Linked DNA regions of Homo sapiens: regions 1 and 2 are each linked to region 3. The links are chromatin contacts, found by Hi-C or POLR2A ChIA-PET in ENCODE. All regions are on one chromosome and are shown on one strand. Each heading gives the region's core, a stretch centred on a gene start or an enhancer-like site at or near the end of the contact. The rest is flanking DNA. Distances are from core to core; before and after follow the strand shown. Region 1 holds the start of ACOT8 (acyl-CoA thioesterase 8). Region 2 holds the start of PLTP (phospholipid transfer protein). Region 3 holds the start of SLC35H1 (solute carrier family 35 member H1).

Evidence for each region. A loop is a pair of places that touch in the nucleus more often than their neighbours do. ChIA-PET counts read pairs that join two places held with the same protein, here RNA polymerase II (POLR2A). Pooled maps may share reads with other maps.
Region 1: a loop to region 3 is called in a pooled map, with 23 times the contacts of the local background. The contact joins the promoter of ACOT8 here to the promoter of SLC35H1 in region 3. A Hi-C loop is called at or near these places in 4 of 37 single-sample maps with no recorded cell type and 13 of 50 pooled maps. POLR2A ChIA-PET finds 5 or more read pairs at or near these places in 2 of 52 experiments (OCI-LY7 and activated CD4-positive, alpha-beta memory T cell).
Region 2: a loop to region 3 is called in a pooled map, with 14 times the contacts of the local background. The contact joins the promoter of PLTP here to the promoter of SLC35H1 in region 3. A Hi-C loop is called at or near these places in 2 of 37 single-sample maps with no recorded cell type and 6 of 50 pooled maps. POLR2A ChIA-PET finds 5 or more read pairs at or near these places in 1 of 52 experiments (WTC11).

The regions. Positions count from the first base shown.
Region 1 is chr20:45,855,771-45,858,722 of GRCh38, reverse strand. ACOT8 (acyl-CoA thioesterase 8) reads left to right here and starts at 1,331. Exons shown (of 6, transcript NM_005469.4): 1 at 1,331-1,535. The coding sequence starts at 1,408. It overlaps ZSWIM3 (zinc finger SWIM-type containing 3), which reads right to left and starts at 1,109. Exons shown (of 2, transcript NM_080752.4): 1 at 743-1,109. The coding sequence starts at 897.
Region 2 is chr20:45,910,905-45,913,940 of GRCh38, reverse strand. It overlaps PLTP (phospholipid transfer protein), which reads left to right and starts at 1,786. Exons shown (of 16, transcript NM_006227.4): 1 at 1,786-1,862; 2 at 2,478-2,588; 3 at 2,690-2,789. The coding sequence starts at 2,489.
Region 3 is chr20:46,363,175-46,366,342 of GRCh38, reverse strand. SLC35H1 (solute carrier family 35 member H1) reads left to right here and starts at 1,918. Exons shown (of 10, transcript NM_015945.12): 1 at 1,918-1,972. It overlaps LOC124904917 (a long non-coding RNA gene), which reads right to left and starts at 1,804. Exons shown (of 3, transcript XR_007067614.1): 1 at 1,623-1,804. It overlaps ELMO2 (engulfment and cell motility 2), which reads left to right. Exons shown (of 22, transcript NM_133171.5): 22 at 1-293. RefSeq lists a silencer at 1,778-2,197.

The DNA.
Region 1 (2,952 bases), core at 82-2,581, 510 kb after region 3:
AAAACGGTTAATATAAGGAGCTCAAAAACCATTTACAAAATGAATGAATAGACCAGGCATAGTGGCTCATGCCTGTAATCCTAACACTTTGAGACGCCGAAAGATCGCTTAGTCCAGGAGTCTGGGAACAGCCTAGCCAACATAACAAGACCCAGTCTGTACAAAATCAAATAATTAGCCAGGCATGGTGGCGTGCACCTCCAGTTCCAACTACTTGAGAGGCTGAGGTGGGAGGATCGCTTGAGCCCAGCAGTTGAAGGCTCAGTGAGCTGATTGTGCCACTGCACTCCAGCCTGGGGGACAGAGTGAGACCCTGTTTCAACAAATATATAAGAACTAAAAACTGAATGAATGAATGAACGAACATTCCAACGACCATGTGACTGTTTTGTAAAGAGGAGACTGATGAAGGAAATTATCGCCAAGGTGTTTTTATCCGTTTATGAAAGCCATACTTTGTATTTGGGTTGCTGCAGCTGCTCAAAACAATGGGAGAAACTGCAGTTATAAATTCCAGAAAAGCCTGTGAATGGAGTGAAAGTGGAGTGGGTGGTCAAAAACCAATGGCCGTGGAGGCTTAGCTCTCTTCACAAGGCACACAGCAGGTGCTCAATGAGTGCCTGTTGAATGAATGGCCACGCAGCCCAATGCGTGCCTATGCACCCCTCCTCCTCCAGGCAGCCCTCCGGAGGTCCAGCCTCCTCCCCACCCTCTTGGCCCGCCCCGCCCCGCCCGCCCTTACAGGATGTCTTCGCGGATGGAGGTGCCATGGTTGAGGTTGTGGAAGCGGACGGAGACGCAGTCCCTGAGAATGAAGGAGCACCTGTTCTCCCTTTTGTAGGCGCTGAAGCACTCCTTGAAGTCCTCATAGGTCTTGAAGCAGCTGCCCAGCTCCATGGCCGCCCCCACAACCCACACTAGGGGCTGGTCCCAGCCCGGGCCCAAGATCACACCAGGGGTCAAAGGTCACACTATGAGGGTTTATAGGCAGGCGTGGGCCCAGAATGCCTTAAGGGTCCGCCCCAACTGGGTGGCCTATTCTGGAACTCAGGGAGGAACCCTAGGCCTGACCGGGTTACAAGAGGAAGGGGGTGTATTTGCTATCTGACAGGGGAAATGACACTCAGTCCATATTATCCAGTCCCGAGGTTCCGCCTCCTCAGCGACATATCCAGTCACACACAGGATTCGCAGATTGGCATTCATTTTCTCCAATTGCTAGAGAAAGAGGGCCACAGCCACCAGCGGACTGACAGGAGTCCTGACCAATCATAACCTAGATTCCTCCTTCCCGGGGTCTGCAGGAGACTTCCGGTTACTAGGGCAATCTGCCGGAAGAGTCAGGTTCTGTGTATGTCTCCGCGTCTTCCGCGGAGCGGGTGTGCAGGGCCTGCAGCATTGAACTAGATGTCGTCCCCGCAGGCCCCAGAAGATGGGCAGGGCTGTGGCGACCGCGGCGATCCCCCTGGGGACCTCCGTAGCGTCTTGGTCACGACCGTGCTCAACCTCGAGCCGCTGGACGAGGATCTCTTCAGGTAGCCGGCAGCTCCTGCCCAGCATCCCCTCCTTTAGGGCAGAAACTTGATCTTGACTGCCGCCGCCCGGGGCCCCTGGCTCCGGGACTAGTATGGCTCTGCGTGGGATGCACCCTCTGCCACGATTAGGAGAGAACTCGCCCCCAACAGAGCTGTCCTCTCTGCTCTGGCTTCCTCCCTTCCTCTCCGCGCTGCGAGGTCTGCACAGCTGAGCAAATATAGTGGTGACCTGAGAGACCCTGCTCGGCAGCCTGCCCTAAGCCTTCACGGGGGAGCTAGCCCAGAGAGGGCAGTGATTTGCCCAAGGGCACACAGCTGATGGATCAGCCTTAAAACCGACGCCGCAGCTCCTTGTGTCTTCAGTATCCTTTTCTTCTCACAATATCCCGCCCCCAGTACCATTTGGTGGGTCTGGTTTCTCATTACTTATTCTGAGGCCTAAGCATGTTTTTTTCTTTCCCAGCATCGCTGAAGTTCTTGACTGCAGCAAGGGTTTCTTTCTTTCTTTGAGGCGGAGTCTTGCTCTGTTGCCCAGGCTGGAGTGCAGTGGTGCGATCTCGGCTCAGTGCAACCTCCGCCTCCCGGGTTCAAGCATTTCTCCTGCCTCAGCCTCCTGATTAGCTGGGACATACAGGCGCGCCACAGCCCAGCTAATTTTTTAACTTCTTTTAGTAGAGACGGGGTTTCACCGTGTTGGCCAGGCTGGTCTCGAACTCCTGACCTTGTAATCTGCCCACCTCTGCCAAAGTGCTAGGATTACAGGCATGAGCCACCGCGCCCAGCCCCCTGCAGCAAGGCTTCTAACAGCTTTGACCTCCAAGGCTTCTCCTGGCTTTACTGGAAGTTATCTTACTTTGAGCTCCCTTCCTTCCACTTAAGGAATTGTAAATAACTTCTTGGAGGGCTATTTGATTTTTGTTTTTGAAGACAAGATCTGGCCCTGTTGTCCAGGCTGGAGTGCAGTGGCACGAACATGGCTCACTGCAACCTCGACCTCCTGGGCCCAAGTGACCCTTCTGCCTCAGTCTCCCGTTTAGCTGGGACCATAAGCGCTTGCCACCACATCCAGCTAACTTTTTTATTTTTAGTAGACATGAGGCCCCACTTTGGAGCCCAGGCTGGTTTTGAACTCATGGGCTCAGGCGATCCTCCCACCTCGGCTTCCCAAAGTGCTGGGATTGATTACAGGCGAGAGCCACCTGCCAGGTCATGGAGGGCTGTTCATAACTCATTGTTACAGAAAATGCCAAACAGCTGGGACGTGGGAGGCTAGAGACATAATTATTCAGCTTCCAATGGGCCTACATTCTGGGCAAGCATTTTCATCTCTGGGGCCAAGCTGCAGTTTTCTCATCTGTACACTGAAGGAGTTAGACTTGATGTCTGAGGGCTCTTGTTATTTATTCATTTATACATT
Region 2 (3,036 bases), core at 537-3,036, 450 kb after region 3:
CTCTACTAAAAATACAAAAAATTAGCTGAGCGTAGTGGTGGGTGCCTGTAATCCCAGCTACTTGGGAGGCTGAGGTAGGAGAATTGCTTGAACCTGGTAGGCGGAGGTTGCAGTGAGCCGAGATTGCGCCATTGCACTCCAGCCTGGGCAACAAGAGAGAAACTCCATCTTAAATAAATAAATAAAAATAAATAAATAGGCTGGGCATGGTGGGTCACACCTGTAATCCCAGCACTTTGGGAGGCTAAGGCAGGCGGATCACTTGAGGGCAGGAGTTCAAGACCAGCCTGGCCAAAATGGCAAAACCCTGTCTCCACTAAAAATACAAAAATTAGCCAGGTGTGGTGGCACATGGCTGTAGTCCCAGCTACTTGGGAGGCTGAGGCAGGAGAATCACTTGAACCCAGGAGGCAGAGGTTGCAGTGAGCCAAGATCACACCACCGCACTGCAGCCTGGTGACAGAGCACGACTGTGTCTCAAAAAAATTAATTAATTAATTAAATAAAAAAGGAAATGGAACTATTTTTGTGAATCTGTGGATTATATCAGAAAAAAAAGACACAATGGGGAAAGTCCTAGGCAAATCAGGATGAGTTAGTCATCCTTCCTAGATGAGTGTTTGGTGCTAAATACATGCTCAGCAGACATGATTATTGCTTCCCCTTTCTTTCGTCCATTTGGCAACAAAAAGGTGGCAAGCACCCACTCTGTGCCCTGTCCTAGGGTCCGGGAACCCTGTAAGCAGTAGATGGAGGTGGGGGTGGGGGTGGGGGCGGGGATGCTGTTCAGAGCACCTTGCTCCAAGGGTTCATTAAAAAATCCACCAGTGGACCGGGCGCGGTGGCTCATGCCTTTAATCCCAGCACTTTGGGAGGCCGAGGCGGGCGGATCACAAGGTCAGGAGATCGAGACCATCCTGGCTAACACGGTGAAACCCCGTCTCTACTAAAAATACAAAAAAAATTAGCCGGGCGTGGCAGCGTGCGCCTGTAGCCCCAGCTGCTGGGGAGGCTGAGGCAGGAGAATGGCGTGAACCCGGGAGGCGGGGCTTGCAGGGAGCCGAGATCGCGCCACTGCACTCCAGCCTGGGGGACAGAGCGAGACTCCGTCTCAAAAAATAAAAATAAAAAAAATAGAAAAAACAATCCACCAGCCACGATAAATGGCAGACCTCCTTCTGATTTCAGCCGGTGTGGTATGTTCCTGGGCTGACAGCACTTGTCTAGTCTTGCTTTCCCAAGTGGGAAAGGTCTCTGGGACCTTAAGGTCCCCAGGTGGTGACACAGAGACAGGTAGGGGGGCCCATAGCAAAGCCAGGCAAGGAGGTCCCGAGATGATTGTGGGTGGCAGGGAAAGAAAAAATATTCCTTGACTTTGTGCCTGGACCTGGTTGTAATAAAGGCCCAAGAGGTAGTTCCTATCATCGTGCACATTTCGCTGAAGGAAGAAACTGAGGGTCAGTGACCCAAGTGAAGTGACTTGCCCAAGATCATGCAGGAAGACATGGATAATTGTAATTTGAACCAAGGTCCCAGCAAAGTGGGATTGTTGGGGCTGAGTGGGCCGGCTCCTGCATTTCCTTCCCTCTCCCTGGGCTTGGGTCTCCCACTTGTCCAGACAGCGGCCGGGCTTGTCACGGGGCTCTGTGCAGCCTTTTCCACTCTCCCGGCTGCCAGCGTCCCGCCCCGTCCCCTCCCAGCCCCCAAGGGAGGAGGGGAGAGCTGCAGAGAGGAGGAGGGGTCGGGGAGGCCGGCTTTATAAAGGCGGCTGGAACAACCCTGCCCGCCAGACCCCGTCGCCCGGATCCCCTGAGCTGCCCGCCATCCCACGTGACCGCGCCGCCCCCCAGCTCCACCGCTGAGTGAGTTGGGGCGCGTCCCTATCCCGTTCCCAGTCCCTCGCCGAGCCGCGTGGTGCACTGAAGCCGGCGTGGGGAGGAGAGCCGATGAAGGAGAACGCTAACATGGGGGCTCCAGGCAGAATCTCTAATGGGAGAGATTTAGGACCTGAGGGAGCCGGGAGACCCGGGAGCCCACGGTCTGGTCGGCCACCTCCTCTCCTCCCCGGGCGCGAGGCCTAGGAGACCGCAAGCCACCCTCCAAGAATGCGCGTGCAGTCGTTGCCGTGGCAACGTGCAAGCCTGCATGGGCCCACCGCTAAAGGAAAGGGGAGGTTGTTGGGGGTGTGGGGGCTGGTCCCCTGGAGGTCCAAACTCATCACGCGGCGGTAGCACGAGGGAACTGGGAACGTCCCCTCCCCCGTGTCCCAAATCCTCTGGGAGCCAGAACGCAAGTCGCATCGCCTCTCTGAGCCTCAGTTTCCACATCTGCCATATGGAGGCAAGATTATTGGTTCCAAGTTCCCCGAAGAGTTATCTGGAGGGTAACGATCCAGGCTAGTTCCCACTTATGGTTGGACGTCCAAGGAATGGGTTTAAGCGGCTCAGATAACTCCTGCGACCCCACCCCACCCCCAGGCCCGCTCGCCATGGCCCTCTTCGGGGCCCTCTTCCTAGCGCTGCTGGCAGGCGCACATGCAGAGTTCCCAGGCTGCAAGATCCGCGTCACCTCCAAGGCGCTGGAGCTGGGTAAGGCGCAGGGGCAGACAGGGACGGACGGGAGCGGACGGGGTTGGGGTCGCCCCAACAGTGGGCACGGGAGCTAAGTAAGGGTTTCTCTGCTGCTTCAGTGAAGCAGGAGGGGCTGCGCTTTCTGGAGCAAGAGCTGGAGACTATCACCATTCCGGACCTGCGGGGCAAAGAAGGCCACTTCTACTACAACATCTCTGAGTAAGTGGGGGGCGGGGCCTCGCGATCCGGGGCGGGGCCTCGGCGGTGGAGGCGGGGCCCGAGAAATCTCAGGGTCTCGGGAGACTGGAGGCTGAGTGGGATGGGGCGTGGCCAAATCGATGAGGCAAGACTTAAGAAACCGGATGGGGCCGAAAAGATAAAGGCCAAGCCAGTCATCATAGGCGGGACCAGGCAGATGGGCGTGGCCTTGAAAATGTAGAGGGGGCCAAGAAGGAAGCAGGACCAG
Region 3 (3,168 bases), core at 669-3,168:
CTGGACATACGTTAGCACATTGGCATTCAGTATTGGTGGCCTGGCATGGTAGGTACTACCCAATGAAGAGTGTACTATATATTTTCATTACTATAGGCCATACTTATACAGACGTGTATATATATTTATATAAGATCTACCTATCTTAGGATGGAACCTTGGGGAAAAATAAAATTGAGGGGAAGTAAAAAGTATGTAACACTTCCAGTTGTGAGCCAAGATTGTAACCAGAGAGCAGCCAGGAGCTTCCTGTCAGTAACCATGTTTTCAATAAATACTCTTTCATGTACAAACTGTGGTTCCTGTTAACAGCTGTTTGTCTGTACTTGCCCCCTGCCCAATGGTGAAGATTTCACCTTGACAAGACTTGATCTCCATGTATCTGGGAGACTCTGGAGAGCTCCAGCTGGAGCCCTTAGTCACCTTCCAAGAGTCCCTTCCTCCTCATCATTCGCTCCTCCCACACATACACACACACAGACACACACCTGCTGGTTAAGAGTGTTCACAGATTGCTGCACTGGGACGAAGCGTTTTCTGCTCAACCCTGCTGGGTACAGCAAGGTAAGGCATACTGTACACCCCCATGAACACATCCTCCCTCTTCTCCCTGCCAGGGACACAGCCAGGGAACAGCTCGAGTACTTGTGCCTTACAAAGAAGACACGCTCTTTACCCTGTGTGTTGCCTGTGCATAGTGCCCAGCCTTCCAGCTGGTGTTTTAGGCTGTTGCTCCAAACCTTGGCCTTGGTAGCTGGGAGACTTAAATGAGGGTGGTGATGAAAATAGATCTCTTGCCTCTGAGAGAGAAGGGTGTGAGGACAGGCTCTTTCAAAAGGCATAGAAAGTGCATGCAATACAAGCCTGAGGACTGAATAAAGCCAAGACCTTGGGCAGTGATGGGTACCATTGTAGGTGCTTGGTAAGCACTGAATGAACTAATGCCTGCATGATGCCAGCTGGCGGCGGTGACAGCCGCAGTTTGCATAAAACACTGCTTACACTCTGGCCTTGAGCCTTCTGTTCAGAGGGGCCAGGGATCCCAGCTGAGTCACTTGTAAGGATCCATGTTTGCAGCTGGTCTTACTGCCAGAGAGCCCAGGAGGAGGCTAGAGGAGGGCGAAAGGCACAAAACTGGGTCTGAATGTGCAACCCTAGCTTGCCCTGGCCTAATGTTCTTGACTGCAAATGCTGCCCTTTTAATCCATCCCGCAAGATGAAGAAAATCTGAACTCCCTAGGCTGGCATTTTGGGGCCACTGCAACCTGCCTCTTGGCTACTTTAACCACCACAGTTACAAACAACCTGTGAGCCCCAGGCACGGCTGGAGCTTTCTCACCCTCCTTTAGGATTCTCCCATTTCCTCTATCTGGGATGCTCTCTCCCTACTCAACCTATTGAAGTTGAGATAATTCTTAGAAAGTTTCATACAGAAAATATTTCACAAATGTTTCGTATTACTTCTGGATCGCCCAAGTTTTAAGTTGTAATGGCCCCAGCTGGCCTGAGCTCCCAGAAGAAAAAGCCCATGAGATACTTATCTTCGTGGTTCATTCCATGGTTGCCCAGCATTAGACTGGACATAAGAAAAACAATTTGTTCAGTAAAAGTAAACAAGTTACCATTTTTTGGATGCTCACTGTATGCAGAACACTAGCAGGCACCGGGGTTCCAAAGCAAGCCCCTGATTGAGCGCGGGAGAGACGCAGACAATTACACGGCTGTGCTCTGAGCCTGAGGGACTTCGCGGAGGACAAAACTACGCTGTACCTCAGAAAGACCAGACCACCTCAGAACCCGACCACAACAGACGCCCCGCCCCCGTGCTGCCCCGCCCCGCCTTTTCGCCCCGGCTCCGCCCAGCCCCTGGGTAGCTTCCGGCGGAAGTTACCGCCCGTGCCGCGGTTCGGCGGCGGCATCCGGCCTCGCACTTCCGGTGGGGAGATTCCGGCCTGGAGCTCCCAGGGCCGAGGTGAGTGGGTGTGCGGCCGGCCTCCCGGCGCACTCCCAGAGGCTGGGGGGCCGGGGCTGGAGAAGGGAAGCGGGCTCCCCACCCGGGATCTGCGCGGGTTGACATGGGGCACGCCACGCCCCTGCCCCTCCCCGGGCCTCAGTTTCGCCGTCTGTGGAGGGGGCAGGGGTCTCCAAGCGCCCTCCTGCAAGGCACCTGCCGGACGCCGGCTCATCTGGTATTTCCTGAGCACCTGCGACGTCCTGGGTGCGGGACCCGGGCCGGAATCGGACACGGCCCTGCCCTCTGAGGGGCTGCTTCCCGCGGTGGGATTGGGGCGGGCAGTAAACACGTGAGCAAACAAGGAAACGTCAGAGGTGGGAGTGCCACGAGGATTGGGAGGGGTGGGGCATTGGAGAAAGTATTCAGCCAAGCGGAGGTCTGCGGAAGGGAGCTGAAGGCAGGAAGAGCAGCAAGTAAAGAAAAACACAGGTTTGATGTGTTTGACACGTGGCAGGGGGCCGCTGTGGCGGGTGCTGGGACCAGTGGCAGAAGAATGAGGTTACAGAGGCCTTCCTTGTGGACCAGGCTGAGGAGCTGGGCTTAGCCTTAGGGCATGATCTGTTTCGTGTGCCATCTCTCTGGCTGCTTTATAGATTCCAGGCCTTAGGGGCGAAAGAGGAAACAGGGAGACCAGTTAGACCAGTGGCAGTCAGCAGGTGAAAGATAATTGTGGCTTAGACTGTGGTAGTGGGAATGGAGAGGAAGAGAAGTAGAGGGGTCAAGAAGTGTATTGAAAGTGGAACTGACAGGGCAGGATTTGAGAAATGACAGAAATAAGTGGTCAAAGATGACTTCATCATAGATTTTTGGTTTTGGCTTAAGTAACCAAGTGTATTATGCTGGCATTTACTAAATGACTTTGGGATAGATTGGGAGCGTGAGAAATAATTACGAAATCTTCTTAGGGCATCTTAAGTTTTAGATATTTGGAGTGCAGCTACCAAATAGGCAGTTAGATATATGAGTCTGATACAGAAAAGGTCAGGGCTGATGTAAAGAATTTAGAAATCATTGGCAAGTGGATTGGGTAGGATGAGATTATGTAGGGTAAGATTTAAGAGAGAAGAGAAGCCAGGTTCCAAGCTTTAGGCACCCAATTTTTATAGATTGAGTTGACAAGAAGGTGCCAGCAAAAAAGACCAATAAGGAGTCCA